Regions from separate parts of the Homo sapiens genome. Here all the other regions are linked to region 1. A link is a loop called in an ENCODE intact Hi-C map of the cell type or tissue named here. Cell type or tissue: chondrocyte. All regions are shown on one strand. Links, peaks and the distances in the headings refer to the core of each region. The heading gives the core; the rest is flanking DNA.

Region 1 (10,784 bases), core at 1,336-9,335:
CTTTTCTTTTCTACAAAACCACCATCGTCATCATGGCCCGTTCTTGATGGTCGCTGTCTCTTCAGAGCTGTTGGGTACACCACCCAGACGGGGCGGCCGGGCAGAGGTGCTCACTTCCTAGATGGGGCGGCCGGGCAGAGGCGCTCCTCACCTCCCAGACTGGGCAGCCGGGCAGAGGCGCTCCCCACCTCCCAGACGGGGCAGCCGGGCAGAGGCGCTCGCTTCCTAGATGGGGCAGTCTGGCAGAGGCGCTCCCCACCTCCCAGACGGGGCGGCCAGGCAGTGGCGCTCCCCACCTCCCAGACGGGGCAGCCGGGCAGAGGCGCTTCTCACCTCCCAGACGGGGCAGCCGGGCAGAGGCGCTCCTCACTTCCTAGACGGGGGGGCCGGGCAGAGGCTGTAATCTTAGCACTTTGGGAGGCCAAGGCTGGCAGCTGGGAGGTGGAGGTTGTAGCGAGCAGAGATCACGCCACTGCACTCCAGCCTGGGCAACATTGAGCATTGAGTGAGCGAGACTCCGTCTGCAATCCCAGCACCTTGGGAGGCCGAGGCAGGCAGATCACTCGAGGTCAGGAGCTGGAGATCAGCCCGGTCAACACGGCGAAACCCCATCTTCACCAAAAACGCAAAAAACCAGTCAGGCATGGCGGCACGTGCCTGCAATCCCAGGCACTCGGTTAGCCGAGGCAGGAGAATCACGGGAGCCCGAGGCAGGGAGGTTGCAGCGAGTTGAGATCACGGCAGTACAGTCCAGCCTCGGCGACAGAGGGAGTCTGAAGAAAGAAAGGGGAGAGGGAGAGGGGGAGGGGGAGGGGGAGAGGGAAGAGTTCTTTTAAAAAAAAGGAATACTGACTAAGAGTCTAAGTTAACCCAATGGGGAAAGGAGAGGTTTTTTTTTTTTTAACACTTGTGGCTGGAACTACTAGATATTCACATAGAAAGACATGGGCCTCAGACCTCTCTCACACCACCTGCAAAAGGAATTCAGGATGCGTCATAGGCCCCCATAGAAGAGCCAGAACCGTAAGGCTTCTAGAAGAAAAGAAGGAACTGTCTTTACAACTTAGGGCAGACACAGATTTCTTGGAGATGGTGCAAAAAACACTGGCTGGATGTGGTGGCTCATGCCTGTAACCCCAGCACTTTGGGAGGTAGAGCCGGGAAGATTGCTTTAGCCCAGAAGTTTGAGACTAGCCTGGGCAACAGAGAGAGACCTCGTCTCTACAAAAAATAAAAAGGTAGCTGGATGCAGTGATGCATGGGACAATAGTCCTAGCTACTTGGGAGCCCCAGGCAGGAGGATCACTTGAGCCCGGGAGGTCAAGGCTGCAGTGAGCAGTGATTGTGCCACTGCACTCAATCAAGCCTGGGGGACAGAGTGAGATCTGTCAAAAACAAAGCCCCAAAAAACCCAAAAAAAACACTATCGGTAAAACAAGAAATTGATAAATTGGACTTCATTAAATTTTGAAATGTTCTGCTTACCAAATAACAATCCAACAAAATGGAAGAGGTAAGCTACACACTGGGGGAAATATTTGCAGAAAATATATGTGAAGAGGCGTCTTTAGAGAACTCCTGAAAATCAACAATAAAAAGATGAAGAACCCAAATCAAAAGTGGACATGAGATTGAACGGCCAGTTGACAAAAGAAGATACACAAATGGCCGCTCAACACATGAAAGGTGCTCACGTTATGGCCACTGCTGGTCAAGGCAGGTTCAACAGGTGAAGCCCCATCAAGATAATTCACCACATCAACAGACTAAAGAAGAAAAACCATATGATCATCTTGTCATTTATGTATGTATTGAAAAAACACAATGGAAAATAGCAAGTGTTGATGGGATGTGGAGAAATGGCCCTCACACACTCCTGGTGCTGGCGGGAATGTAAAATGGTGCAGCTGCTGTGAAAACAGTTTGGCAGCTCCTCAAAAAGTTAAACATAGAGTTGCCTTATGACCCAGCAATTCCACTCCTACATACCTACTCAAAAGGACTGAAAATCTGTGTTCACACAAAAATCTCTACAGGAATACTCCCAGCAGCATCATTCATGATAACCAAGAGTGAAAATAATCCAAATGTCCATCAACTGATGAGTGGATAAACAGAATGTAGCACATCCATACAATGGCATAGTGTTCAGCCAGAAAAAGGAGTGAAGTGCTGATATGCACTGTAAGAGGAATCAAGCTTGAAAACATCATGCATGGTGGAAGGAGCCAGACATGTCCAGAATAGGCAAATGCACAGAAATAGAAATAGGGTCGTGGTTGCCAGGGTCTGGGAGGAGGGGGAGATGGGGAGTGGCTGCTGGTGGCGCTATGGGATTTCTTTTTGGAGTGATGAAAATGTTTTGGATTAGAGGCGGGGCACGGTGGCTCACACCCGTAATCTCAGCACTTTGGAAGGGCGAGGAGGGTGAATCACTTGAGGTCGGGAGCTGGAAACCAGCATGGCCAACATGGTAAAACCCCGTCTCTACTAAAAATACAAAAATTAGCCAGGCTTGGTGGCACACGCCTGTAATCCCAGCTACTCAGGAGGCAGAGGCAAGAGAATCGCTTGAACCTGGAAGGCGGAGGCTGCAGTGAGCCTGGGTGACTGGAGTGCCGTGGGGAGATCTGCACTCTAAAATACTCTGTCTCAAGAAAAAAAAAAAGAAAATGTTTTGGATTAGGTAGTGATGACGATTGGATAACCTTGGGAATAAACTGAACAACAATGATTTTAAACTTTAAAATTGTGACTTTTATCATATGTGAATTATATCTCAATTTTTAAATAATCTTATAACTAACATTATAGTGAAAGATTGAATGCTTTCCCCCTAAGATTGAGAACAAGGCAAGGATGCCCTCCCTCCCCACCCCTGTTTAACATCATACTGGAGTCTCTAGCCAGTGCAATAGGCAAGAAAAAGAAAGAAAGCACACAGATTGCAAGGGAAGAAATAAAACATTATCTTCTTGCAATGACATAATTTTTTAATGTAGAAAATGCAAAGAGCTACTAGAGCTAACAAGTGAATTCAGAAGAGTCACTAAGTATAAGGTCAATATACAAATATCAATGATTTTTCTATATACTAGCAATGAATAATTAGAAATGGAAAATTTTAAATACCATTTACAATTGCATAAAAAGCTCATTAAATTCTTACTATAAAGAAAGTGAAAAGATAACTCACAGAATGGGAGAAATATTTGCAAATCATATATCTAATAAGGGCTTAATATCCAGAATATATAAAGAACTCCTACAACTCAACAACCCAGTTCGAAAGTGGGCAAAGAACTTGAACAGATAATTTTCCAAAGAAGATATGCAAATGTCCAATAAGCACATGAAAAGATGCTCAACATCACTAATTAATAGGGAAATGCAAATCAAGTCCACAATGACGTACCGCTTCATACCCATTAGGATGGCAATTTTCAACAAAAAGGGAAGTAACAAATGCTGGTGAATATGCGGAGGAATTGGAGCCCATCGTGCATTGCTGATGGGAATGTAAAATGGTGCAGCCACTGCAAGAAAAAAAGATAACACTTTAGTTTTTCTTTAAAAAGTTAAACAGAATTGACATATGATTCAGCAATGTCACTTTCAGGTATATATCCAAAAGAACTGAAAGCGGAGACTCAAATGAACACTCGTTCATTGCAGCATTATTCACAATAGTCAAAAGGTGAAAATGACACAAATGGCCATCCACAGATGAATGGACAAACAAAATGTGGCATTGCCAGACAATGGAATGCTATTCAGCCTTAAAAAGGAATGAGATTTTGATACATGCTAAAACGTGATTAAACCTCGGGGACATTATGCTAAATAAAATAAGTCTATCACAAAAGGACAAATATTGTATGATTCCACTTACATGAGGTACCTAGAGTAGTCAAATTCATAGAGACAGAATTGAATAGAGGTTCCCAGAGGCTGGGGTGGGGGCAGAAGTAGGGCACCATTGTTGAATGGGTACAGAGTTTCTGTTTGGAATGATGAAAAAGTCCTGGAAGTGGGTGGTGGTGATGATTGCACAGCAATGGGAATGGAATTCAGTGTGAATGCCACTGAACTGCATGGATGTACGTGCCCCAGCCAGGGATGAACAAGCTGGTGTGTTCGTAAATGGACACTACCCAGCGGTAAACAGGAACGAGCTACTGACACCTCCAACAACACGCATGAACCCCAAATGCATTATGCGAAGAGAGAAGCCAGATTCAAATGACCATGCACTGCATCATTCCATTTATGTGGCATTCTGGAAAAGGCAAAAATATAGGAGCAGATCAGGGTGACCAGGAGGCAGAGTTGTGGGGAGGGAGCCTATGATGGGGACACATGGGAATTTTGGAGGCGATGGGCTTGTCATATATCCCGAGGGTGGCAGTAGTTACATAACTGTATGCATTTGTCAAAATGTGCAGAAATATACATTAAAAAGAATGAACTTTACTGTGTGTAAGTCATGTGAAAAAGACTGGTAGGAGTGCAAAATGGTTGAGTCATTGTGGAAAACTCTGGCAGTTTTTGAAAAGTAAAGTGCACATTTATCCTATTACCTAGCAGCTCCACTTCTCCCAGTGTTTCACCCAAGAAAAACAAAACATTTGTTGACAAAAAGACTTGCACAAGAATATTCATAGCAGCCTTATTCACAGCAACCAAAACCTGAAACAGCCCTAACTAATGTTCACTAACAGAATAGATAAGCAGTTGCTGGTGTATTTATGCAACAGAATACTACTCGACAAGAAAAAGGAACAAGCTGCTGATCTACACAGCAGCACGGGTGAGTCCAAAAACATGCTGAGTGGGAGGGCCAGGCATAAAAGAGCTCAGATTGCACGACTCCATTTCTGTGAAGTTCAAGAACACGTAGAATGACCTATCGGGGGAGACTGCTCTTTCTGTGTCCCCAGAACTTTGCTGTGTTTTTAGGACATTGATCACTGATGACCTTGGTAGAGGATGTCACAGGCAGGAAGGGACAGAAAGGACTTTCTGGAGCTATAGGGAATGTCTGCATCTAGATTACAGTGTTGGTTACGTGGGTACAGACATTTGTCAAACTCACAAATTGTATGCCTGGAACTGTGCATTTCACTGAATATAATTTTTAACCTCAAAGAGAAAAATAATGTCTAGTGACAGAGTCAGAAAGCAATTATCTGGTTGGGGAAGGGGGCTGATGGGGTGGAGACACGAGGGAACTTTCTGAGTGATGGAAATGTTCTTCATATCTTGTTTGGTGTAGTCAAAGCTCATCAAACTGAACACAGAAGAACTGTGTAACTTATTGTATATAAACTACACCTCAGCACAAAAGAATGTAAAATATAAAATAAATAATGCTGCAAAAAGAGAATAGTCAATAGTTATCATATTTAAAAAATAATTTTTAAAATGTTTAATTGTGGTAAAAAAACACATAAACTTTACCATCTTAGCCATTTTTAAGTGTGCAGGTCAGTAGCGTTAAGTGTATTCATACTGCTATGTAACAGATATCTAGAACTTTTTCATTATCCCAAACTGAAACTCTGCACCCATTAAACAGCAACTTCCACCACCCCCTTCCCAGGCCCTGGCCACCATGCTTGTATTTTGTCTCTTTGAATTGGACCACTCTGGGTACCTCATGTAAGTAGAATCACACAGTATTTGTTCTTCTGTGTCTGGCTCATTTCACTTAGCACGATGTCTTTAAGTTTCATCCATGATGCAGCTTGTCTCAGGATTTCCTTCCTTTTGACGGTTGAATAATATTCCGTTGCATGCATGCAGTACGTGGTGATCATGCATCCACCCATCGATGGGTATCTAGGCTGCTTCCACCTCTTGACTACTGTGAATAGTGCTGCTATGAACGTGGGTGTGCAAATATGGCATCATAATTTTTAAAAATGAAAAACTAGGGCAGCAAAGATTGACTGTCTGGTCACTTTTTCCTTCCTTTTCTGCATTGTTCAGAGGCCAGCACAGGAACAGAGGACGACACCCATGACCAGCACTGAATCCGACAGTGACCCTGGGTAAGCAAACGCTCCTGCTTTTCCAGAGGCTGAAACGTGTGTCTTTGGAGCCAATGTAGAAATACAGCCGGAGGTTATTTCAAGCCAAAAGACAGCAAAGGTCGTCTCCTGTGCGTTTCCAGGGGCAAGACCCTCTGCACTGTCCAGGGAGGAGGCTCTCGTGCCCAGTGGTTTCTGCAGGCAACACTGGCTCCCGGCACGGTTTGCTCCCCAGATGGCCCCATCTCTATCAGGAGGCGGTGCAGGAAGGCCTGGGGAGAGCGGTGTGCGCCCGCGGCCACCAGGGGGCAGGCGACACGACAGTTACCGGGCACTGACAAACTCCGCACAGTTCCCGCTGAGACAAAGCACCCCTGGACTGGCTCCCCTGCTGTCCTCACCCCCACTCCACCCACCGGGCCATCTTCCCACATTCTGGCTTGCGTGGAGGTTCTCCAGCCACAGCTGTCAATAGAGGATTGGTGAGACCCTGGGGGAAGCCCTGAGGTTTATCAGCGCGCCTGTGGGTTTGCAAGCGTGTGCGTTCTATGAAGCTCTAGAGGAGGTGAGCTGTGGCCAGTGCAGCCCAAGCGTAGGGCTTTCAGAGCCCATGGTAACAGTTATGTCATTTTTGCCTGCCCTGCGTACGCCCCAGCGCAGGTGCGGCTTCCTGTGTCCCTGAACAATGCCCTACAAGCCCAGGGGAGAGCGTGAAGCTCAGCTCAGCTGAACTCGCAGCTACTTAGCTAGGGAGGCTATGAACATGGCTTCCAGATTCCCCACTCCTGAGATAGGATGGGCCTGCACATCCCCCCAGCCTCAGAAGGACCCTTTTTTGTCATAGGCCAGGGCGAATCTTCACCTCACTCCCTCAGGAATAAGAAACGACACTTAGGTGCTTCACACATGTCATTCACAAGCTCTGTGAGTCAGTGGCCCGTGGTAGAAACTGCTGCTCTACTGTGCCTTATATTTTTCACTCATTCTAAAATGAGCTATGGGATCTTGGGCCCACTCATTACTTCCACTTATCAACTGCATTTGGCCTATTTCATTGCTAGGACTTCTATTTTATAACCCCTTACATGGGACTTGCCACCAGATAGACTCTTTATACCATGATCCAGTTCAATTTAATTCACCGCGCATTTACCAAGAGCCTGCGTGTGCCTGTCCTTTCCCAAACAGCAGTCTGCTCAGATGTGTCCGATAGCCCCTCATTGGCTACGAGATGAATCACAGAGTTTTTAGCACGGCTCGTGCAGCTCCAAGACCTTCCAGCCCGGTGTGCCAGCCCAGGGTGAGCCTCCGCCAGGTGCCAGCTGCTGTGACTGTGGCCATTCCCCTGGACCCACTTGCCTGCCGCCCACGCCACCCCCTCCCGCCGGCCACACGGGCCCCTCGCTGATCCTGAATTCGCTGCACATGTTCATGAGGACTCCGTGTCCTCGTTCCTGTGGTTTCTACTGCTTAGAGTTCTTCTCTTCCTCCACCTAAAACCCACTCCTCTTCCAAGACCCAGCTCAAGAGGGGCCCTCCTGCAGAACCTCCTGGAACCCCCACGCCAACATCACGCACTGCTCCTTCTGCGTGCCCTGCCCTCGGCTGCGTTTCCACAGCACTCACCACTGATGACCTTGTGTACCTGTCTGTGTTCATGCGTCTCTCCGTTTGCTTCAAACTGTTAACTTCTTGAGGACAGGAATGATGTTACACCCAGCTCAGAACCTAACTATGGTAAATATAAAAGTAATAAGAAATGTTTAATATGAGCGCTCAATATGGCCAGCAGTGGTGCTAAGTGCTTTACATATTGAAAGGGTCCTGAATATGCACCCCCAAATGTGCCACTTTGGCATAAGGATTATTTTGAGCTGAGGAAACTGAGAATGGGCATATGCAGGACGAGCTGTCTGCCCTCCCCTTTCCCATGTGAAAGCAGGGCATAAACTCCCCTGTGAAGGTTCCCCCTCTCCACGCCAGGAGGGGAGAGTGACTCTTCTCACTGGAGAGGGAGTGAGCGTGAACAAACCTTGCTAAACTCACCCTCACCTTCTGTTAGCGTCCCCCATATGTTCCCAGCCACCTCTCCATGATTTGCCGTCCATGAAGCCCAAACCCCCTTTTCTCTGTTAAAATGGCAGGTAAGCCCCTGAGTCTAACCATTCCTTTGAGTTTCACTTGTTTTCTGTAAATTTTCATCCACATAGAACATTTATTTAAACAATTTAAATTATTTAATTCATTAAGTTTTGTAAAGACGGGGTCTTGCTATGTTGCCCAGGCTGGTCTTGAACTCTTTACCTCAAGCAATCCACCTGCCTCAGCCTCCCAAAGTGCTGGGATTAAGGGTGTGAGCCACCGCACCACTCAGCCACATTAATTTTTTTAAAATTGTTTGCCTTTTTCCTGTTTATCTGTCTTTTTAAAGTTTAATTTGCAGGGCCCCAGGCACTGAACATAAGAGGACAGATGAAAAGTTCTTCCACTTAGAAAGTTGTGACAGCCACAAGGGGCTCACTCTGGAGGCTGCAGCCGAGGTCTCAGGACACTGATCATGCTGACGAAAGGAGGAATTCTTACCACACCAGCCCCCCACAATTCTGCTCAGAATCTGGTCAAGCGAGAGCGGTAAGACTGACTCCAGTCTTGGCCTTGCACCTCCCCTGAGCGGCTAGAGCTTCTTCCTCCCATCACTCCTCCTTGCACGGCCTCTTACCACTGCATTTATTAAAAAGCAGAGAATCTGGAGGGTGCTGATCCTGGAGCACAAGCCCACATCCACCCAGCTGCCCTGAGGCTCACGAGAGGCAGAAGAACCGTGAGCCACGCTGAGCCGAGCCCACTCTTGAAAATGTCCTCAGTAAAGCCTGATTGGTGTCCGCACTGCAGGACACTGCGTTACTTGCATTTGCAGGTGGTGCCAGTGGGGACAATTGCCCCCCACCCCTGAATATGGGTTTTTGGGAGTGTGGACCAGCTGAGCTGATCGGGGGCGGGCAGACTCCCTCTTGTGCTGGTGGACAGCTTGCCTGGTTGGGGTTGTCACTGACCATGTGGAGATGGGATTGTGTTGAGTATCACAGAAGCCCTTGACGCGGAAGTGTGCAGGAGCTTTGCGGAAAGCAGAGTCCATCTCCTTGACCCTCCTGGCTGTTTGGATGTTCGAGTCCCCCGCAGGGCATTTTCCTCATGGCTGGAACAGCCTGGCCCTTCTCACTGGAAGCCTGTTTTCAGGAAATATTCTGCTCAGGGGATCATTGTGGGGAGACTGGGCTCATGCCCCATCACAGAAGAGACTCCTCTGGGGCCCAAATGCAAACTGGAGTAGCCCAAGGAGGCTGAGGGAGCTTTCCTCCACCTCAGCCATCTGCCCTCGACTAAGGAAGGTAGGAGGGGTTACAGGGGTGGCTTCTAATGAATGAAGGTCCTGAATTTGTTCCTCAGCCTGAGCCTATCGAGAGGAATGGGATAGACTTCGGGGTCTTTATGTTTCTTGCCCCAGAGACAAAACAGCAGAAAAGTGGACCAAATTTTTACCCAGATCTAAAACAGACCTTTATAATAATGTCCAGAATCTTCAGTTATGGGTGGTAGAACACTTCCCCTGCTGAGAATTATAACATAAATGAATTATTAAAAATTATAATTTCATAGTCTTTTTTTTTTCAAGACGAATTGTTGCTCTGTTGCCCAGGCTGGAGTGCAATGGTGTGATCTCAGCTCACTGCAACTTCTGCCTCCTGGGTTCAAGTGATTCTCCTGCCTCAGCCTCCCAAGTAGCTGAGGTTACAGGCCACGTCTGGCTAACTTTTTGTATTTTTAGTAGAGACAGGGTTTCACCATGTTGGCCAGGCTGGTCTTGAACTCCTGACATCGTGATCCGCCCACCTCGGCCTCCCAAAGTGCTAGAATTACAGGCATGAGCCATCGTGCCTGGCCTACATGGTCATCTTTTACAGACATCAGATAGCTGATGATATACCAAGCATGGAATGGGGCCGGGGTCTCGAGGGGAGGGTTTTAGGTTATTGTGACAAGGTCTGCTGTTGCTGACTCACTTTGGGAATTTCCTGAATACAAAGTTTGCACCATCAGACAGCCACTGTCAGGTCAGAGAAAATAGCAGGCGTGTGGTGGATTCAACTGATAAGAAAGTTCAAGTAAGTAACTAGACTTGACCTTAAGAATGTTATTAAAATTGTGTAGGATGTCTGAGTTTTAACCTGCCAGCATAGAGAAACCCTGTTGAACACATGAATGAAACTAGTAATTGAGCTAAACTAGCCACAGAGTAACTCGTTCATGGCTGGTGGGGATGCAGATGGTGTCAGCCCCTTTGGAAGACAGATGGCAGGTCCCCGCCCAGCTATACATGTGCTTTACACCCATCCCACAGTCACATCAGGTGCTCACCCACATGGGTTGAAAACGTGTGTCCACACAAAGCCTGTGCGCAGACGCTTATAGCAGCTTCGTTCATGATTGCTAAGACCTGAGAGCAACCAAAAGGCAGTTCAGTGGATGATAAACCAAATGTGGTACATCCATGCAATGAGGTATCGCTAGTGATTCAAATAAATGAGCTGTCAGGCCACAAAACAGAATGGAGACAACTTAAATGCATATTTCTGTTTTTTTGTTTTTTTTTTTTGGTGCTGTGACTCAGATTAAATTATATTTAATTATATTAAATTAAATTAAATTATATGCATTTAATCTGAGTATATATATTTAATCCAAGTTCAAGCA
Region 2 (10,784 bases), core at 1,569-9,568, 150 kb after region 1:
ACCTGGCTTGGACTACTACTATTTTTCCTCTATAGACTCTAACTCTGAACTGGCAGATCTTTGTTAGAATGATGCTTCCTCTCCATGGTCATCCCCAACTGACATGGAAGACAAAAACCCTCATATTTTTGAAGGGTCATGAAGGAGATGCAAGTGGTTATTTTTTCATTTCTGAGATACATACTAACAATATATTTGCACACAACACACCACGAGTTTACTCAGCGCCATTCTCATTTCATAGATACCTTACTCCAATGTTTTTGTAATGAAAATGTGTAATTTCATTATTGGCTAGCACCTGTTTTGCTTTGACTCACACTGTTTTCCGGGAACTTGTCAGCAAACTAGTCAAATGGCCTTCTTGTAACTGTGTAAAATATGGACTGCTTCACAGATTAGTGTGACATGCTTATGCAGGGGCCATGCTAATTTTCTCTGTATTGGTCCAACTTTAGCATATGTGCCGCGAAGCAAGCACAAAGCTCTACTTTTATAAATGGATGCTGATCAGTCATGGATGAAGCTTGGCTCTGTTCAGTCCAACTCACCTACTTGAGACAGATAATTCTGACTAATGGCTTCCTATGAGGTAATATTTGAAGATATTTTAAAAACTTGAGGTGGAGAAGCAAGTGGGCTGGGAGATTTTTATTATTATGGAAAACAGATCACTCGAGGGGCCAACCACAAGTTGGAGCCCACTGCGGACAACATGGGACCCTCCTCTATCTAAGAAAAGCTGCTACATAAGATATAAAGGGGCTTGGGGTAAAAAATCTGGTAACAAAGAAGAAAAAACTTTGATATCTTCCTGCAACACTATCTGAACATCTCTAACAGGTTAGAACTATCCCAACTAATATTTGCTAGAGAGAAGACAAACAAGGGACTCACAGAATAACTAAGCATAGAAGTCTTAAGAGACTTGAGTTAAAGAATCCTACACTCATTGCTACTTCTAACTTGTCTAGTCTTATGCTTGATTTCTGGCTGATGAAGTGGACTAACTCACTGCCACTCCAAAACTACCTGAACCAAACTATGAAATCTCACTTGATATATAAGATGCAATGGTTACAATGACTTTAAACCTCAATTTAGTGTTCACTAGCCTTTTTAACACTTACGCTTGAAACTTAGAAGCAACAGCGTAGTCTTCTGCAGTCCATCCAGATATATCTTGGCAAAAGACATCAATATTGTGCTGAAGAAGCTGGTAGACTACACTTGTTGATCCATTACGAGCAGCAAGTATCAGGGCTGTTCTAAAATAAGAAAGATAATTTCATGCTTAGGAACTTTAGCAAAGCTATGTTAAAAGCTAAATTTATAAACTTTACCAATTTAATATGCCTGTCCATGTAGAATTAACCAATTACATGTACTAATAAACACAAACATCTTGGGTGCTCAAGGGTTCATCTTTGTAAATTGCCACCAAAGCCAAACAGAAGGAACAACAAGGAAGCCTCTTGTCCCACTGGGATATGACATAGCAGAAGTTGATAAAATAAAGTCCTTTGATGGGCAGAATACTATGCTCAGGTCACTTATCTAAAGTAGCTAAAAATTTAAGTGAAAAATTATCCATTTCTTCCCTAGTCTGATATAATATATTGTAATTCAAAATGAGCGTGGGGTCAATAAGAGCTATCTGCAGGTTTAAAACAATAATAATAATGCTAATAATAGCCACAGTAGTTTCAGTTAAGAATGCTGATAATCATATGCGAGGCACTGGATTAAATGCCATATATACATATATTACTTATACACAACCACCCTGGAAGGATATATTATTATCCTCTTGTTTCATAAAGGAAAACACTTGGTGATAAGTAATGTTCCCAAGGTCACACATCTAGTAAGCAGAAAAGCTAAGAATTAAACCCAGTCTTGTGTGAATCTATAGCCGATCTCTTTTTTCTCATTGTCACCCATGGCTTGTAGTCATTAAAAGTTCACCCAGTTGAAGCTAGCTTTTTTCCCTCTGCCCATACTAATTAAAAATAACACCAAAATACACTAGAAGTAAAAAGAAGAAAAAACCCAATGAACCCACAGTATCTGGCAATAGCAATTAATAGTCACTTAGGAATAACCTAACATTAATATTTTTGAGAGAAAGCAAGCTAAAGCAAAGAGTCATCCAAAACACAAAATGATTTTCAACTCTAATTTATCTTTAACAAAGTATTTTTAAAGGAAAAGCATGTAAGAAGCAGAGGTTGAAACTACTATAAAAGAGTTAAGAAATTTCAATATTGAGTCACAAAGTAAACTAAAAGTTGAAGTCTACACTTTTAAAACAAGTAAAACCAATATGACATCCCTTTAGTTAAGATCATATGACTCAAAGTATCACCTCATCCATCAACAAACATCAGTCAATATAATAAGAGAAGACAAATCCTGCAATACACTATTTTTTATGTTGCCCAGTCCAAATAATTGTTTTTCTACCTGATGACTTCTGCTGGTATTTCTCTCTATCCCAATAATAATAAGTTAATCTTATCAATTTAATATTTCTGACAAGTGACTGTTACCACTCTAGAACACCACTCAGGTTTAAAAATGAACAAAAAAAGAACTACTGTACCTTCCAAAATTATCTATTGCAGTTAAATCTGGTTTTTTCTTCAACAAAAATGCCACCATTTGCTCTTTTTTCCTATTTACAGCGAGTAAAAGTGATGTATGTCCATCCTGCAAAACAGCAAAAACAATTTATAATTCACAAAATTACATACTTCCCAACTGAACTGAAAACCTTATGTTAAGATCCTATGAACTTAAACATGAAGCAGAAAGTAAATAAAAAGCAATCCCTTCCTTCTCACTCCACTGTGCTTGCCCACATGTTGCTCCTTCCCTTTCAGATACCCCTCCTAGGGTGTCTGGAAGGCACAGTAGCAGACTGGAGCACATATGCCTCACATAAAGGGATAACCGCTGCACAGCATACTCAACAGTGATATGAGCTCAAGGGAATCCAGATGTGATCCTTTAAGAGAAGCCTGAAATCTAGACATGTGTATGAGTTTCCTAAATTTTACATGTTGACACAGCTTATGGAGGTAAACTAACCTAAATCTATGGGACACATTTAGACTACAGACCTCGTGTTTTCATATTTGTTATGAATGTATTTTTAAATAGTTGTATGTAAAGCAAATATTTGCACGTAATATATTTCCTTCTAGTTTCAGATGTTTTACTAAAAAAAATCATATGTCAATGGTAAAACAAATATACTTGAAATACTTTGAAAAGAACATTGGTTGATCATACCTGGCTTCTTGCTTCAATATCTGCACCATATGCAAGCAGTTTTCTTGCCATTGATATATTCTCATTATCAATGGCATAGTGCAGAGCAGTGTTGCCATACATATCTCTAACATTTGGGTTGGCGCCATGTTCCAGCAGGATGGATGCACAAACTTCTTCTTGACATTGTACAGCCTGTCAGTATTAGACCAAGAAATAGACTGTAAATTCTAGGAAATCTTCCACAGGATTCACCAACTAGTCACATTTCAATGAGGTGAATTAATTTTATTCTGTGAATTTAAATTAAATCCATCCCATGCTGAAAGAGTTGGCTACCATATACCTTGATCAGAGCTGTCCTGTTTTCACTGTCAGTGAGGTTAAGCTGGCATTTTCTGGCCACCAGGTCAGCTACCACTCCTGGACGGCCATGGGCACACGCCAAAAGTAGAGCAGTCCTGTGAGAATGAGAGGTCGCTTTAGGCAATTGTAGTGCACAGTCCCAAAACATACAACGACGCATGCAATTGTAAACATCCAATAGTATGTTATCCCTCTGCCTTCAGAACAAATAGTTACTTTTCTTGTGAAGAAAGGCAAGGTTTCCACATCCCAGGTGCTGCTGAGGCTGCCAGGGTAGAAAGCCCAGTGCCCTTGGTGACAACACTCACCCCACCCCCACCCCCACCCTTGCATCGTACCCACATCCTACCCAACTCTACCCCCAACCAGTCCCCTCACTCCATCCAACCCCCACCCCAGCCAACCCTCACTCCACTCGACTCCCCACCACAGTCCCTCACCCAACTCTACCCCCCACCACAGTCCCCAACCCCACCCACCCCCACACCAGTCCTGCACTCCATCCAACCCCCACCCAACTCCACTTCCCACCAGTCTCCCACCCAACTCTACCCCCACCACAGTCCCCCCAACATCCAACGCCCCCAGCCACTCCCCACCACAGTCCCCCACCCCATCCCACCCCCCACCAGTCCTCCACCCCAACCCACCCTCACTCCACTCCCCACCACAGTCCCTCACCCAACTCTACCCCCACCACAGTCCCCCATCACATCCAACGCCCCCCAGCCACTCCCCACCAGTCCCCCAACCCATCCCACCCCCCACCACAGTCCTCCACCCCTTCCAACCCCCACCCAACTCCACTTCCTACCACAGTCCCCCACCCAACTCTACCCCCACCACAGTCCCCCATCACATCCAACGCCCCCCAGCCACTCCCCACCACAGTCCCCCACCCCACCCACCCTCACCTGACTTCCACCCCACCCACGCCTTCACCCCACACCGTATCTCCCCTACCCCGAAACCAGGAACAGGGGCTTCTCCCATATCCCCAGGCCTCCTCCCGGCTTCCTGTTCCCCTTACCTGTTCTTCTTGTCCCTGTCGTTCAAGTCATTCAGCCTGAGCAAGATGCTCTCCATCACCTTGTTCACATCACCTGCGATGGCAGCTTTGTGGATCATGCCCAGATCCTTCTGCCGGACTCGGTACCCGGGATTTGAGAAGCCATCCTTGTCACGATTCTTCCTCCAGGTAGCCATGCGTCTCCTGCAGGCCGCCAGGAACGACCCCCTGACCTCCATCCTGAAGCCAGAGATCTTCTCCCAGGCTGAGGAACGGCTTTAAGACACCTCAGCTCCCACTCGTTTTCTGCCTCTCTGGAGCGCAGCACCAGCACGTAACCAGGTCCAGCCGCAACCTCCGTCAGGGACACTCCAGTCTCCAGCTGCTCGGAGGAGCACCTAGCCCAGCAGAGCCGTTAGGCACCAGCGCGCATGTGCACCTCAGCCGGCCCACGAGGCCATCCGCGGAGAAACAGCCCTGAGCCTCGCGCCCTCCATTCGCGGGCGCCACGTGGTGGCGCACCCGCCCTCCCCCCACCTCCCACCGCCCCCCGCCTCCCCGGCCAGAACCCTTAGGCACCAGGGCACATGCGCACCTCAGCCTGCCCGCGAGGCCCTTCGCGGGAGCTGCGCACTCTCGCGAGCGCCGCCTGCTGGCTGGCTCACGCCTGTGATTCCAGCACTTTGGGAGGCCGAGGCAGGCGGATCACGAGGTCAAAAGATCGAGACCATCCTGGCTAACACGGTGAAACCCCGTCTCTACTAAAAATACAAAAAATTAGCCGGTCGTGGTGCCGGGCGCCTGTAGTCCCAGCTACTTGGGAGGCTGAGGCAGGAGAATGGCGTGAACCTGGGAGGCGGAGCTTGCAGGGAACCGAGATCACGCCACTGCACTCCAGCCTGGGTGACAAAGCGAGACTCCGTCTGGAAAAAAAAAAAAAAAGAGCCAGGCTTTTAGTGCCCGGCAGGGACTCAGGAGGAAGCCGCAGAGCCATAGATCTGCCTTGGTTGGTTCTGCCCTAACTTTGCCCTGTGCTACCCTGGGCCTGTTCTACCCTGCCCTGCCCTGCCCTGCCTTTGGCTCTGCCCTGATCCTGCTTTGGCCCTCACACTGGCCCTAGTGCAGACCTGGCCCTAGCCCTAGCCTTGGCCCCGCACGGCCATAGCCCTAGCCCCCTCCAGGACCCCTCCCCAGTGCCAGCTGCAGGCCCTGGAGATGCTGCAGTGAGCCCGAGAGTACAACGCTCTTCAGCCTGGTGTGGCACGGCACAGCGCAGCGCCCAGGCCCTACTCAACTATGGTGTCACCACGGACGCCAGCACACTGCTGGCGGGACAATGCCACCTGCTGGAGCAGGACGAGAACAGAGACACGCCACTATACCTGTCCATCATCCATGGGCCGACCAGGGTCATCAAGCACATAGCCCATGTCATCTACCACACCCAGCACCTTGGCATCGTCAACCTCACCAACCACCTGCACCAGACACCCCTGCACCTGGCAGTGATCACCAGGCAGATGAGGGTGGTGAGCTTTCTGCTTCAGGTGGATGCAGACCCAGCACTGCTGATTGGCATGGAGACTCAGCCATGCACCTGGCACTGCAGGCAGGCCCTGGTGCCTCTGAGCTGCTGCATGCACTGCTTTGGAGTGGAGCTCCCGCTGTGCCTCGGCTGTTGCACATGCCTGACTTTGCAGTACACCTGGCGGCCCAAGCCCAAAGCCCCAAGTGCCTGGATCTGCTGGTGGACAGTGGGGCTGAAGTGGAGGCCACAGAGTAGCAGGGGGCCAAACAGCCTTGCATCTAGCCACAGAGATGGAGGAGCTGGGGTTGGTCACCCATCTGGTCACCAAGCTTCGGGCCAATGGGAATGCTCACACCTTTGTGGGAAACACACCCCTGCACCTGGCAGCTGGACTGGAGTCCCCAACCCTCACCCTCCTTCTGAAGGCTAGTGCTGACATCTATGCTGAGAATGAGGAGCCCCTGTGCCCACTGCCCTCACCCCCTACCTCTGATAACGACTGGGACTCAGAGGGGCCTGAGAAGGACACCCAAAGCAGCTTCCAGGGCCACACGCCTCGACCTTATCCACAGCACCAAGGTGAAGACCTTGCTGCTAAATGCCACTCTGAACACCATGGAGCTAGCTGCCCCTGACCCCACCCAGCCCTGCAGGGCCAGGGCTGTCACTTGGTGACACAGCCCTGCAGAACCTGGAGCAGCTGCTAGATGGGCCAGAAGCCCAGGGCAGCTGGGCAGAGCTGGCAGAGCGGCTGGGGCTGCGCAGCCTGGTGGACATGTACCAACAGACGGCCTCGCCCAGTGACAGCCTCCTGCACAGCTATGAGCTGGCTGGCGAGGACTTGGCAGGTCTGCTGGAGGCGCTGTCTGGCATTGGCCTAGAGGAGGGAGTGAGGCTGCTGAGGGGTCCAGAGACCTGAGACAAGCTGCCCAGCACAGCAGAGATGAAGGAAGACGGGGGTACGGGAGCCAATCAGTGGAGCAGGAGGCAGAGAAGCTGGCCCACCCCCTGAGCCACCAGGAGGCCTCTGCCATGGGCACCCCCAGCTTCAGGTGCACTGACCTGCTGCCTGGCCCCAGCCCCCTTCCCGGACCCCCCTGTACAGCATCCCCACCTATTTCAAATCTTAAATTTAACACCCCACACCCACCCCTCAGTTGGGACAAATAAAGGTTTCTAATGGGAAGGGAAGGACCCCTCCTTCCCAACTTTGGAAAAAAAAGCCAGGCGTTTCCCCAACCCCTCATGCTCTGGCCAATCCACCTGTGTTCCTCAATCAGCCCGGGCTCCTGGAACACAGCCTGCTCTGCCTGCGCGCAGGGGCAGGGGCCTCCTGGAGCCTCCTTCTCTACCCCACTCCCTGTCCCTAGACAGACTTTCCATCAGTCAAAGCTCCACCGGGCAGGAGAGCAGAGCCCCAGCTCTGGTTACCAGAGATGGGAGGTGGAAGAGAAGACTTGAACAGGGACCAGAAACAGGTACAAAGTAACACTCAGATGACAGGGAGGAATTCCGCTCTTCTGTTCCACAGCAGAGTGATGACAGTTCATGGCATCATTGCACCTCTTTCCAAAAAGCTTGAAAAGGAGGATTCAGAATGTTCTCATCAGAAAGAAATTTTCTTTTTCTTTTTCTTTTTTTTTCTTGAGACGGAGTCTTGCTCAGTCACCCAGGCTGGAGTGCAGTGGCCAATCTTGGCTCACTACAACCTTCGCCTCCCAGGTTCAAGTAATTCTGCTGCCTCAGCCTCCTGAGTAGCTGGGATTACAGGCACGCACCACCACACCTGGCTAATTTTTGTATTTTTAGTAGAGATGGGGTTTCACCATGTTGGTCAGGCTGGTCTCAAACTCCTGACCTCATGATCTGCCTGCCTCGGCCTCCCAAAGTGCTGGGATTACAGGCATGAGCCACTGTGCCCGGCCTCCACAAAGAGATTTTCACAGCGGTATGAGGTCATGGAGACACTCAATAGCATGATGTCATCATTCCACAGTGTACGCGTGGACCAACATGTCCCAATCTATCCTCACAGTGTAATCATTTACTATTTGGCAAATGCGATTCAAGAAATATGAATAAGCAATGGTAAAACTCACGTGAGACCATGAAATTTCCTAAATTTCCAAAGCAATCCTAAGACGTCCAGACTCCATCGCATGCATCACACTCCCCGATTTCCAGTGTCAGGGAAAAGCTAGGGACCCGTTTCCACCACACAGACCAGTGGAACAGAAAGGAGGACTCACAAGTACACCCACACACCAAAAACCACCTGATCTTTGATAACATCCAGGAAGATAAGCCATGCAGAAAGGACTCTCTATCGAATCAATGGTGCTGGGAAAGTGCACAGCCACGTGCAAAGGAATATCCCTGGGCCCTTACCTTCACCCTATACAAAAATCAACTCAAGGCAAATGAAGGATGCCAATGGAAGGCCTTGAGCTATAAAAATCCTACAAGAAAACCTGAGAAATACCCTTCTTGACATGGGCTTGGGCAAAGAATTGATACGGCTGAGTTTCCCAACAGCAACGCCAAAACAACAGGGCTTAACAAGTGGAATCTAATAAACTTCTGGAAGAGCTGACTCAGAGCAAAAGCCATCACCAAACAACTGAACAGACAAGCTACAGAATGGAAGAAAGTGTGTGCAAACTGTGTATCTGACCAATGTTTTATAACCAGAATCCTATAAGGAACGTAAACAAATCAATCACCTATTTTTGTGCATTTTTAGTAGAGACAGGGTTTCACAATGTTGCCCAGGCTGGTCCCGAACTCCTGAGCTCAAGAGATGCGACAGCCTTGGCCTCCCAAAGTGCTGGGATTACAGGTGTGAGCCACTGCGCCAGGCCAAGTATTTAACCTCTTTATGACTGTTTCTTACATTTGGAAGTGGGGATGCTGTAAGTACCCAGCCTATAGAGTTATTGTGAGAATTAATGCCTCACATATATACAAATTTATACAGCTATACTCTTAGAACAGTACCAGGAGCAAAGAAAGTACTGGTTAAAATTTTAGCGATTATTAACTACTACAAATACTATTACTATTATAAATAGCATATGATGTATTATTACTACTATAGTTATCTTAAAAATCTAAAATAAAAATTTTAAATAATATTCTAATGTAATCTGTCAGGGTTAGGGTAGAACCAGTTCAGGGCCAGGGCCAGGGCCATGGCAGGACCAAGGTCAGGAACAGGGGTCAATGCCAGGCCAAGGCCAGGGCTAGGGCCAGGTCTGTGCTAGGGCCAGTGTGAGGGCCAAGGCAAGGTCAGGGCAGGGCCAAACTCAGGGCAGAGGAGGGTACAGCAGGCCTAGAGTAGCACAGGGCGAAGGCAGGGCAGGGCCAACCAGGGCAGGTCTATGGCTGGGGCAGGGCCAGGGCCAGAAGCAGGGTAGATGTAGGGCCAGGGCAGGGCCAAGACAGTGGCAGCTCCAGGGCAGGGCCAGGGTTAGGACCACGGTCATGTCCAAGGCCAGTGCCAGGAAAAGGGGAAGGGCAAGGGCGGGGCCAGGACAGGTACCTGGCAGGGCCAGGGTCTGGGACAGGGCCATGGTAGGGCCAGGGCCACAGCCAGGTCTGTGCTATGTCCAGGCCCAAGACAAGACTAGGGTGAGGGCTAAGGTAGGGCCAGGGCAGGGTCAAAGCCAGAGTAGGGCAAGGACAGGGCCAGGGCAGGGTGATGACACAGCCAGAGCACGGCAGGGCATGTGGTGCCAAAACCAGGGGCCGACCAGTGCCAGCTCAGGGCCAGGAAAAGGCCAGGGCCAGGACAGAGCCAAGAAAGGGTCTGGGTCAGGGCCAGAACCACAGCAGAGCAGGGCCAGGGCCAGGGCCATGGCAGAGTCAGGGCAGGTACTTGACAGGGCCAGAACCAGGCCATAGTGAGGGCAGGGCAAAAGCCAAGGCAGGGTCAGGGCAGGTCCAGGGAGGGGCCAGCGCCAGGCAGGGCCAGGGCACAACCAGGGCAGGGTAAGGCAGGGCAACAGTACCAATGGGCCATGGCAGGGTGAGGTCAGCGCCAGGAGAGGACAGAACAGGCAGGGCCATGGTGTGGCCAGGGCAGGAAAGAGCCAAAGCAGGGCCAGGACAAATCAGGGCGAGGACATGTCCAAGGCCAGCTCAGGGCCAGAACAGGACCAGGACCGTGACCATTGGCAGGACCAGGGTCACGACAAGAGACAGGGCCAGAGCCAAGGCAGGGCCAGTGCAGGTTCAGGGAAGGTCCTGGCCAGGGCAGGGCAGGACCGGGACAGGCCAGGTAATGGTAGGGCAGGTCCAGGGCAGGGCCAGGCTGAAGGCCAAGGCCTTGCCCAGAGCAGAGCCAAGGCAGAGGCAGGGCCACGGCATGGCAGAGCCAAGGTAGCACAGGGCCAAGAAAAAGCCAGGGCAGTTAGGAGCCAGGGCAGGGCCAGGACATTGCCAATACCAGGGCAGGGCCAGGGAATGGCCAGGGCAGAGCCAGGACCATCACCATGGCAGGGGCAGGACCAGGTTTGGGGCAGGAGCAAAACACGGGCAAGGACAGTGCAGGTTCATGGTACAACCAGGGTCCAGAACAGGGGCAGGGCAGGGCCAAGGAAGGGT
Region 3 (10,784 bases), core at 1,324-9,323, 68 kb before region 1:
TCTGTTACCCTCTATTAAACTATCTCTTCCTGGTGCCTTTTGAGAAAGGGGTTAGAATGTAGATTTTTCATGATGTATTTGATTCCTACACCATAGTGCTTTTAAGCCAGAATCAGTCTTCAAATTCTTCACATTTTCTTGGAAGACACTGCTTTTCACAGGTATTGGAAATATGTTTGATTGAGTGAGGAATTTTTTTTTTTAGCAATAATGTCAATAGATATGTGGTCTCTAACATTAAAATAGGTGGGAAACTTCCAAATCTGCCACCTATCCTGTAGGTTCTACTTGATAACACTAATGGTACCACTTCATGTAATTTTATATAATTTTCTTCAGAAGTCTGCAGAAAGATATGTTTTACTATCATTTTTTAGGTGGAAGAAGCAAGAAAAAAAGGATTTACCTAATTCTGATAAAACCAATATAGGAACCAAAAACAAATGGCAAAATAACTTTATAATGATGGGGAAAAAGAAGCTAATGTCTAAAATTGTTTCTTGGTTTTTGTTTTTTTGTTTTTTGCTATTTTTGAGATGGAGTCTCGCTCTGTCACCCAGGTTGGAGTGCAGTAGTGCAATCTCAGCTCACTGCAACCTCTACCTCCCGGGTTCCAGCGATTCTCCTGCCTCAGCCTCCCGAGTAGCTGGGACTACAGGCACGTGCCACCATGCCCGGCTAATTTTTTGTATTTTTAGTAGAGACAGGGTTTCACCGTGTCAGCCAGGATGGTCTTGATCTCCTGACCTCGTGATCCGCTCGTCTTGGCCTCCCAAAGTGGTGGGATTACAGGCATGAGCCACCGCGCCTGGCTTGATTTTTGTTTTTTAATCAAGAACTACCAGTAGAAGAATTTCATTTAGAGATATAGAGGTTCCTTCCCACCAAAAAAGTCAAGATTTAAAAAAAACTGTTCCTTGTGATGAACCCAGCTAGGGATGGGAGGGGTGGGGCTGGGAACCACTGATTTCCATTCACACTTTTTCTATGACACATGATGCTTTAAATCTGGCATATAAAATATTTGATTTAAAAAAATAAAAGAAGAAGAAGAAAGTGAGAAAGATGGAACCTACCAAAGATGAAGTTGTCAGGCCGGAAAAGCTGCCCAAAAGGCCCAGACCGCACGCTGTCCATGGTGCCTGGCTCTAAGTCCACCAGGGCGGCCCTGGGCACATATTTCTGAGCTGGAGGAGAAAAGAACCACCCACAAGAGTTACTTTCAGGTTTCTAAAGTAATTGACTTCCCCGTTTCAAGTCCCACCAGTTCTAGCTGCCTGGAATGGATCAACCAGGGTCTTTTCAGAAAGGGTACAGGAACTTTCTTAGAATCACAGAATTGGCTGGGCGCACTGGCTCATCCCTGTAATCTCAGCACATTGGGAGGCTGAGGTGGGCAGATCGCTTGAGCCCAGGAGTTCAAGACCAGCCTGGGCAACAGAGCAAAACCCTGTTTCTAAAAACAAACAAACAAAAAACCAAGAAAATTAGCTAAGTGTGGTAGTGTGCACCTCTAGTCCTAGCTACTCTGGAAGCTGAGGTGGCAGGATCATCTGAACCCAGGAGGTCAAGACTGCAGTGAGCCATGGTTATGCCACTGTACTCCAGAGTGAGACCTTGTCTTTTTTTTTTTTTTTTTGCGATGGAGTCTCGCTCTGTTGCCCAGGCTGGAATGCAGTGGTGTGATCTCGGCTCACTGCAAGCTCCGCCTCCTGGGTTCATGCCATTCTCCTGCCTCAGCCTCCCAAGTAGCTGGGACCACAGGTGCCCACCACCACGCCCGGCTAATTTTTTTTGTATTTTCAGTAGAGATGGGGTTTCACCGTGTTAGCCAGGATGGTCTCGATCTCCTGACCTTGTGATCTGCCCACCTCGGCCTCCCAAAGTGCTGGGATTACAGGGGTGAGCCACCGTGCCTGGCCGAAACCCTGTCTCTTAAAAAAAAGAAAGAAAAAAAATCCTAGAACCTTAACACTGGAATGAGGAACGAGTCCAGGCATGACCTGGCAGAGGAGGTTCCAGGAAGAGGCAGGATGAGAAATCAAGTCCCCTGACTTCCTGCCTACTGTATTTTCCAGCTCACCCTGACACCTCTTTCCTGTTAGGAAGTTTTACAACTTTAGCTCCATGGAAATAAACTAGGTATTTACAGCAAATTGCCAGGTTTGGATGAAATTCTCTGCTTTGTGACACCTCCCCCATGCATACACATACATGTGCCCATGTGCAGTCTGAGAACCTTGTTACCCGGAGCACGCCACTGGCTGTTTCCCCAGAGTCACTCTCATTTTGAGTCAGAGTGTTCTTGTGTGGAAATTTCATGCCAATTGGGCTAGAACTTGTTCCCGGTGAGGACACGGTTAATATGATTCCAGATAGGACCTGCTCTTCAACTCCTGTCCTGCAGTGCACTCGCCAAGATCGAAAATGGATGTACCCAAGCTGGGTGAGGGATTAACATGAAGTGCAGTGTATACTGGAACTATCCTTAGTGTCCTCTAGAAATTTCATCTTCCATGCCCTGATGTTCCCAGCCTTTTGTCATTGCTGCGTAAATGAATAAAACTCCACTCGTTGCTGAGAACTGCCTGGAGTTTCAGCTTCCAGGGAGGTTAAAGTCTTTTTAGAGGTCTGCAAGGGACCAGAAAAGTCACTTAAGAGAGCGTTTCTCAAATTTTTAGCCAAGAATCCCCAATAAGAGATACGTTTTAAACTGGGGGGGGGGGGGGGGAAGCTTTGTTTTTCCCAAGGATCCTTGAGAAACGCTCTAATTTATTCTAACAGGGTCTCGCTCTGTCACCCAGGCTGGAGTGCAGTGGCGCGATCACAGCTCACTGCAGCCTCGACCTCCTGAGCTCAAGCCCTCAGTTAACTGGTACTACAGGGGTGGGCCACCAAGCCCGGCTAATTTTAAAATTGTTGTAGAGATCGGGGCGGGAGGGGGGCGGGGGGTGGTCTCCTATGCTGCCCAGGCTGGTCCTGAACTCCTGGCCCCAAATGATCCTCCAGTCTCGGCCTCCCAAAGCGCTGGGATTAGAGGCTTGAGCCACCGCGCCCGGCTAGACAGAGAAGGCTGGGCAGGAACCGCTACGTTGATTTCACAACGCTAACGGGTGGTCCCGTTCAAGCGCTCAGACCCTCAGGATAGGCTGAATCGAGCTGTTTGAATAAACTGACGGCGGATTTCCCGCCCCGGAGGAGCGAAGGGAGTGGCCGGGCATCCTGCTACACCCCGAGAGAACTTTTCCCGAAGCAAACTCGCCGCGCTAAGAGGCGGCGCCGGAGCGTCCACGCGGGTCCCGGCCGGGCAGGGCGCGGCGGCCTTGCTACTCACACGATGACTCATTGTAGTAGACGTTGATTCTCTCCAGCTGCAGCGCCGAGTCTCCCACGTAGCCTCCGGCCGGGTCGATGCCGTGCTCATCGCTGATCACTTCCCAAAACTTGGGCAGGGCAAGGCGGGGGGACAGACGCTCAGAACCCAGAGCCCGGGACGCCGCCACCCGCGCCCACCCCAGGCGCCCCGGCGGCCGAATTCCAGGCGCGCCTGAGCCGCCGGCAGCCGCTCCCAGTTGGGATGGGGGTGGGGAGCGAAGAGTAGAAGGTCCCCGGCCGGCCACGCCCCGGGCGCTCCCTCCCTGCGGCCCTCGCGGGTCCGCACCGGGCTCCGAGGACCCAGGGGCGCACAGCGGGTGCGCGCCCCGGCGGGGGTCGCGCCGGGAGACCCGGGGCCCGCCAGCAGCCGACCCGCGGAGAGGCCCTGCACCGCGCCAGGCCCACCTTGGTGCCGATCTGGTTCCCGCACTGGCCCGCCTGGATGTGCACGATCTCCCTCATGGCGGGCGCGGCTCTGCGCTAGGAACTGGCTCTGCGGACGACAGCGGCAACTGCGGGCCGGCTGCGCGCGTCCCGGGGCCGACCCTCCGCGCCCCCGCCCCCGCCCCGCCGCTCGCCAATGGCTGCGGGCCCCGCCCCGCCGCCCCCGCTCGACGCCGCGGCCCGGCCTGCAGCAGCCGAGGGAGGACGCGCGGGCGCCAGTCGGGGGACCCTTGCCGGGAGCCGGGCGGAAAAGGACGGGCCCGGAGCTGGCGGGGAGGAGACGGGAAGGAGCGCGGCGCCCGCCCCCACCACCGTTTCGCTGCCCCTTGTGGTGCCCCGCCAGAGGGAGACGCGAGTCGGGCCCTGGCGTCGGGGCAGCGGAGCCGACGTGGCCCGCGGGGTCCCAGCGCCGCGCCCGGGAGCATTGCAGCCGCCCGCGCCCAGTCCAGCCAAGCCGGGACACTGCCCTGGGGTTCGGCGGTGGAGCTTTTCAGGGTCTCTGCCCCCTGCCCCCCACCCCCCGGTCGCACCCCGGGCACACGTTCTTAGGGCCTCTTCGTCCTGGTGTTTCCGTCTCCGGAGATACAGAGGCCATTCCTCTCCGACGACTCCCACCCCTTTGGAACCGGGTTTAGCTAAAGTGACTACAGGGCTGGATCCGAAAATGAACACCTCCTGCGCCGGGTCTATGCAGCCTACTCCTCGCGCGTTAGCGAAGAAATGCGCTTCGGCCTGGGAGGGCGCGCCAGAGTCCGTCTTCCTGGCCAGTTTTGTGTGGTGGAAAGGAATGACTGCTGATGCCGGCCGGGTGACTTGGATTTTAATTCTAGCTGTTTTCAGTTAGCTCTGCGCTTCAGCGGACTCCTCTGTTAACGGAAAAGGTTATCCTAGGGGAGCCTTTCAGCCTCCAAAATGCGGGATGCTCTGGCCTCTGCAGTCAGAATGTGCATGCATCAGGGCTTTTGCGGAAGTTTCCTCACGTGAACGCTGCAGGCTGGGACCACCGGGGTAGCCTCTGCGTCCCCTCCCAGGCCCGTAGAAACGCCGCACATGAGGAAGCGACGATGTTCTGTAATTTGCACTGGCACTTTCTTTTTAGACAGATGAAAACTTTGGGAAATTCCTAATTGTGTGTGTGCATGTTTGTACGTTTGGAAGGGAGTGGAGAACTTTTAAAAGTTTTTCTTCTGGAGTTTTGCAAATGTTTCCAAATTGAGGAATTTTTTTTTTTAACCCTTGGGTCCCCGCCTCCCCACTGCTCTCTCCACCCCAGTGCTGCTCCTCGGCCTTCTTGTGGGTCCCCACACCTCTTTACACAGCCACACGCCCAGGGAGCAGATGAGGAGGCCACAGCCCAGCCCCTGCGCTCCCATTTCAAACTATGAGCCTGAGATTAATCAGCCACCTTCTCCTGAGTCCTCAACACCCTTATTTAGGCTGTTTGTTTCCATTGCTTAATTATTGACTCCAACGAGTGCTACCTTAACCCATCCTGCCGGCCCGAAGTCTAGTGTGGGGAGCCCGAGAGCGGAGGGCCTGTGCCATCCCTGGAAGAACCCTTCCTCCAGCTTTAGTCTCTCTCTCTAAGAAATCCAGCCATCAAGTGGTTTAAAAGAAAGTGTCTACTTTAGAAGCTTTGGTCGTTTGCTGAAATAGCCACCCTTTCAGTGCTAGCCCTTGGGCTGGAATTTAAGTCCAGGGGTCTGATCGAGCCAGAAAGTAGGTGTCAGCGTGGCTTCCGGAAGTCCGTTGTCACTTGGATTTGACAAGGGACAAGCCGACCTGCTGGTTTCTGGGCTCCTGCTCGCTGTGCGCTCTGCGCTGTCTGCAGGGATTGGTGCCCGCGGAGTGCGCTTTGTCTGGAGAAACTCAGTGCTCGAAGAGTGAGGAGACCGGGAGGAAACCTTCCCCCTGCAAAGCTTATCTCCCTTCCCTCTCATCAGAGGCGGGGCCCCGCAAGACACAAGGGATTTCCCCGCAGAATGAACCAAGGCCTCCCCAGGACATGGGGACAGTTCTGCTGTGCAAAGCCTGAATTCACGTTTCTTTCCTAAAGTGGCTCCCAGTCTCTCTGCAGCCTTGGCCTCTCTTTGAATCCCAACCCTGACTTCCCTGGTGTCTGTTGGCCACTCCCTTCTGGGAGCCGGCAGGTGAAACCCTGACCTGTGAGCCCGGCCTGGGGCTCTCCAGGCTCTGGGCCCCCTACCCTCCCGATCTGTGGCCCTCACTCCTCCTGGGCGAGGCTGTTTGTGACGCGGTGTGTCCAAATGCACACAAGCCGCAAACCAAACTTAAAAAAGCGTAGAGGACACATTCTCTTCTCCTACCTTAAAAAATACACCATGGTATCTGGAAAGCCAGGTTCCAGTTTAGAATTCTCAGGCTAGGCCGGGCACAGTGGTTCACGCCTGTAATCCCAAAACTTCCAAAGCTGACATGGCAGGATTGCTTGAGCCCAGGACCTCGAGACCAGCCTGGGCATTATAGTGAGACCCTTGTCTCTACAAAAAGTTAAAAAATTAGCCAGGCATGGTGGTACATGCCTGTACCCAGCTACTCCAGAGTCTGAGGTGGGAGGATTGATTGCTTGAACCTGGGAGGTGGAGGTTGCTGTGAGCTGTGATCATGTCACTGCACTCCAGCCAGGGTGACAGAGTGAGACCGCGTCTCAATAAAAATAAAATAAAATAAAATAAAAAAGAAATCGGTAGACTTCTTGGGCTCCTCGTTGATTTGCATCAGGGCGTGGAAGTGCGGGGGCTGGTCTCAGCCTGCAGTCCTCACTTTCAACACCCGCCTTTCTCCCCACCTCCAATTCTGTCCCACGCCGAGATGGGTCTCCAGTACATGCCTGTGGACACTTCAGTCCTCAGCCACTCACAGCCATCCCAGGCCACCCTGCGGGAAGAAGGGGCCCTAGGAGTAGGTTTGGGGAGGTCTGGGCAGGGACTCCTGAGGTCCGGGGGGCTGAGGTGCCATCTAGGAGCTGTGGGCTCATCCCAGTGGCCCTGTAGGGAGGGGGCAGGCAAGGACAAGGCCCCTCACCTGGGTCGAAGGCAGTGATGGCGTTCATGACTTGGTGCTCTGGGCGAGCCACATTACCCGTGCACTCCTGTCTGCTCACTTTCCTCCTCCTCTTGCCCGTCTCTTCTGTGCCTTAGATCACAGTCTTGCTTCTCTGAACGCCTCCTTCTGTTTCATGCATGTGTAGAGAGGATTCCGGGCTCACTGCCCAGATTTGAATGCTGGTGTTTACACACACCTGGACCGTAGGAGATGGCTGATGAGTGTTTCTTCCTCTCTCGCCCTTTTCTGGGCTGCACCAAGGAATAAGACAGGAGGGTCTCGTCCTCCCCAAATGCTGAGAAGTCCCTGGGGAAGGGGACCCGGAGGGGCCAATGGGGCTCTTGAACTAGGCTGGTAATGGCCGTGAGTGGTGTTATTTTCAACTAAACCCCCAAATCTGGAAAAATGAATGACATCAGACCCTGGTGTTTTTATGTGACGTTCCTCTTGGTAGATAAAATATGGAGTTTCTCCAGAAAGAAGTGGATATTTCACCTGCCAACTGTGCAGGGAGAGGCAGAGGCCGGGACAAGAAGTGGAGAGTGGGAGGGTGCCATGGGGAGGCTGGGAAGGCTGGGGTGCCCCAGTGTTGACTCTCTCTAGGCCCTGGGAGTTGCCACGTGGACTTCAAGGACTGGAACACACTTCCTGCTCCCCACTGCCTCGCTGGGGAAGGGAACCTGCGGCTCCCAGCAGCAAGCCAGGCAAGCAGGCATCAGTTCTGAGTTAGGCTGAGAATAAGCTCTCCTGCTATCTGGCGCCTTCAGTGAAGCGTTGTCAGAATTTACTCTCTGCAGGTTCTCCCGGAAAGAGCAGCCATGGTCCTCCTGATCTGGTGAGTGGGCACAGGGGCCAGTATCGATGGGCGGATGAATGTAACCATGATCCATGGTGTTCTTAGGTCAGTCGGCCTGAGCAGTCTTGGTTACAAATGGGGGAGTCAAAGTTTATAAAGGCGGCCCGGGGATCTGCTAAACACTAGACTGTGTTTGCGCAGTCAAGTTAAATGTATTCTCTTGGGTTCTAATTCTTTTGCAAAATAATATTTCGTGCTTGCTTTGGCAGCAGTATACTAGAAGTGGAATGATACAGAGAAGATTAACGTGGCCCTGCACAAAGATGACATGCAAATTCATGAAGCGTTTCATATTTATTTATTTATTTATTTTGAGACACAGTTTCACTCTGTCGCTCAGGCTGGAGTGCAGTGGTGCAATCTTGGCTCATTGAAACCTCCGCCTCCCGGGTTCAAGTGATTCTCTTGCCTCAGCCTCCCGAATAGCTGGAATTACAGGCGCACATCACCACACCCAGCTAATTTTTGTATTATTAGTAGAGGCAGGGTTTCACCATGTTGGCCAGGCTGGTCTTGAACTCCTGACCTCAGGTAATCCTCCTGCCTCAGCCTCCCAAAGTGCTGGGATTACAGGTGTGAGCCACAGTGCCTGGCCTAAAAAAAATTTTTTTTTTTTTGAGATGCATTTCATGATCTTGGAAAAAGGACAGAAGTGGATGCCGGTAAGCAAAAACACTGTCACCCAAACAGCTACTGGGTAGACTTTTTACCTACAAAAGTACACGCCCTACTTGGCTGTTGACTTGTCCATTTTCTTTCTTTCTTTTTTTTTTTTTTTAGACGGAGTCTTGCTCTGTGGCCCAGGCTGGAGTGCAGTGGCGTGATCTCGGCTCACTGCAAGCTCCACCTCCCAGGTTCACGCCATTCTCCTGCCTCAGCCTCCGGAGTAGCTGGGACTACAGGCGCCCGCCACCACGTCTGGCTAATTTTTTGTATTTTTAGTGGAGATGGGGTTTCACCGTGTTAGCCAGGATGGTCTCGATCTCCTGACCTCGTGATCTGCCCACCTAAGCCTCCCAAAGTGCTGGGATTACAGGCATGAGCCACTGCACCTGGCCAAAATTTTTTTTTAAAGAAAAATAATATTTCACATAGAGTATTAAAATAATAATATTTGATCAACCAGAGAACCATGCTCACAGGCCAAATGGCTATGAGAGGAGCCTGTTCTAGAGAGTCCCAGGGAGTGCCTGGGACAGGGACAACCCAGCATAGTACAAGGGGCTCTGGGAAGCTGCAAAGTGCGGGGCTGTCAGGTCAGACTGCTGGGGTGGGCCTGACTCTAGAGTCATGTGCTTTATGACGGGCCAGTAGTTCATATGACTGGCCTCGGTGCACCTTGAGACCCTCAGCTGTAACGTGGGGTCCCAGAGCACCCAACGCTGAGGGTGGTGTGTGAAACAGGCAAGACAACCCTCGCTGGAGGCTGGGTGTGGACCACAGGCCCTCCCTACATCTGCAGGGCCCAGGGTAAGTATGCAGATGGGGGCCCACAGGGCACATGACTGTGTTTAAAGTTATGGAATATTACTAATAGTATGTTTTATTTTCATGCTTTGACAAACATGTACTTTCATGTCACTCTAGTAGGCTAGGTTTGAATTGAGAACTTCTTGATGGGTCGTTCAGAATTCTCTGCTGATTTGGACCACGTTGGAGAGCTGGCCCCAGCCCTCAAACTGATCCTCTTATCTTTAGCAACTCCTGTTTGCACCATGGGGCCCTGTTTGAACACAGTGAACATCTGGCTCTATACGTCCAAGCGGTTACCCTCCCTGAGCTGGCGGGGTCACACATGCTGGTGGTGAGGCCTGCTGCAGGGAGGCTGGTGGGGCCCACATCCCTTGGTGCAGGCCCAGGGCTCAGAGAGTTCCAGGGTGGGTGCCCAGAGGGAGGCCTACAACACAGAGGCAAATCTCCTTGGCCTTGCACGAGGCTCACTCTGCGGGGAACTCATGCTGGGGGAGCCCGACCCAGGGACCCCCTGGCTTGAATCAAAGGCTGACAGTGCTTCCAAGTGAGGTGGGGTGGGGATGATGTGGTGGGGGGTTCACTCCCCGGAAATCTTGCCGTGCACCCCTGTTTAAGAATCACTAATTTATCAGTTCTCTTTCATGCAGTACACATATATTAAGTGTCAATTGCATACCATGCATTGTTCTTGGCTCTAGGTATACAAAGAGCTAGACCCTGCCCCAAATAGCTGTCCCAGAGTGCCACAGATAGGGTGACAGCAGTGGGCACAGGCCTGGTGGGCATAGAGTTCCAGCTAACTTCCAAGGAGGGACAGGGCCTTTCCAGGAGAGAGGAGATGCAACCTATTCCACTTTTGGCAAAGCCCAGCAGGGGCAAGCTGGCTCCTAAAGTGGGAAGGAGAGTGTCTCAAATGCTAACAGGCTCCATGAACAACGTGTGTGTGCTCGTCCCACCATTCATAGGGCCTGGAAGCCCCAGACATGGGAACCCAACCCTTAGCAGCTCTTTTCCCAGGGCCTCCACTGGGCTTTGGTGAGAGGGGCAGGCGTGCAGATGCGGCTGCTATGCTCCCCCAGCTGAGCTCCCTTGCAGGGCCAGGCCACTCCCCACAGTGCCAGGCAGAGTGTGATGGCCTGGAGGGTGCCCTAGGGCACTGAGAAAGCCTCAGGCCCAGGCTCAGGGGGCCTGACCAGGAGCAAGACTGGACCAGGAGAACCTGGCATCTCCCCAGCCTCCACCAGGAGTTAAACACTGAATGCCAAGCCAGAGCATGGAGGGAGGCCTCCTCTGGGGCCAGCCAAGCAGGGACAGGAGAGCTGAGGATGGAACAGGAGCGGGGAGAACCCCTCGCCCCACAGACACCCACACAATGCAGTACTGTGCTGCGATAAGGGGGAACAAAGCACTGACGCGTGCGAGACAGGATGAGCCTGGACAGCAGAGTGCTGAGTGAAGGATGCCAGGCGCAGGGGGCTGCATGCTATATGAGTCCACTTCTATGAAAGGAGCAGGACAGAAAGCAGAGAGAAAGTAGAGGAGGGGCCGTCAGGGCCTGGGTAGGGTCAGG

The links. A loop is a pair of places that touch in the nucleus more often than their neighbours do. Peaks named below come from ENCODE experiments on the same cell type or tissue, not always from the same donor. Only the 100,000 strongest peaks of a DNase experiment are listed, where the experiment ranks them.
Region 2: it touches region 1 in a loop (6-fold over the local background); 49 of 110 quality-filtered maps call a loop at or near these places.
Region 3: it touches region 1 in a loop (7-fold over the local background); 2 of 110 quality-filtered maps call a loop at or near these places.

Annotation. Positions count from the first base shown.
Region 1 is chr18:12,232,938-12,243,721 of GRCh38, reverse strand. No RefSeq gene overlaps it. Among named protein-coding and RNA genes, the nearest start is that of CIDEA, 16 kb to the left of the region's middle. RefSeq lists a silencer at 6,348-6,427. In chondrocyte, for the core only: CTCF peaks have their summits at 6,125 and 6,332 (motif pointing right); no DNase peak of the experiment used is centred there.
Region 2 is chr18:12,088,124-12,098,907 of GRCh38, reverse strand. It overlaps ANKRD62 (ankyrin repeat domain 62), which reads right to left and starts at 5,065. Exons shown (of 14, transcript NM_001277333.2): 1 at 4,673-5,065; 2 at 3,623-3,737; 3 at 3,298-3,471; 4 at 2,606-2,712; 5 at 1,131-1,268. The coding sequence starts at 4,890. It also overlaps the pseudogene LOC100533852 and the pseudogene RNU6-324P. RefSeq lists enhancers at 378-547, 9,360-9,860. In chondrocyte, for the core only: a CTCF peak has its summit at 5,989 (motif pointing left); DNase peaks (open chromatin) are centred at 4,957, 5,907, 6,300 and 7,066.
Region 3 is chr18:12,301,346-12,312,129 of GRCh38, reverse strand. It overlaps TUBB6 (tubulin beta 6 class V), which reads right to left and starts at 3,889. Exons shown (of 4, transcript NM_032525.3): 1 at 3,781-3,889; 2 at 3,335-3,443; 3 at 1,077-1,187. The coding sequence starts at 3,837. It also overlaps the pseudogene RNU6-170P. RefSeq lists silencers at 3,354-3,703, 3,724-3,823, 3,914-4,403. In chondrocyte, for the core only: CTCF peaks have their summits at 4,282 and 4,515; a DNase peak (open chromatin) is centred at 3,344.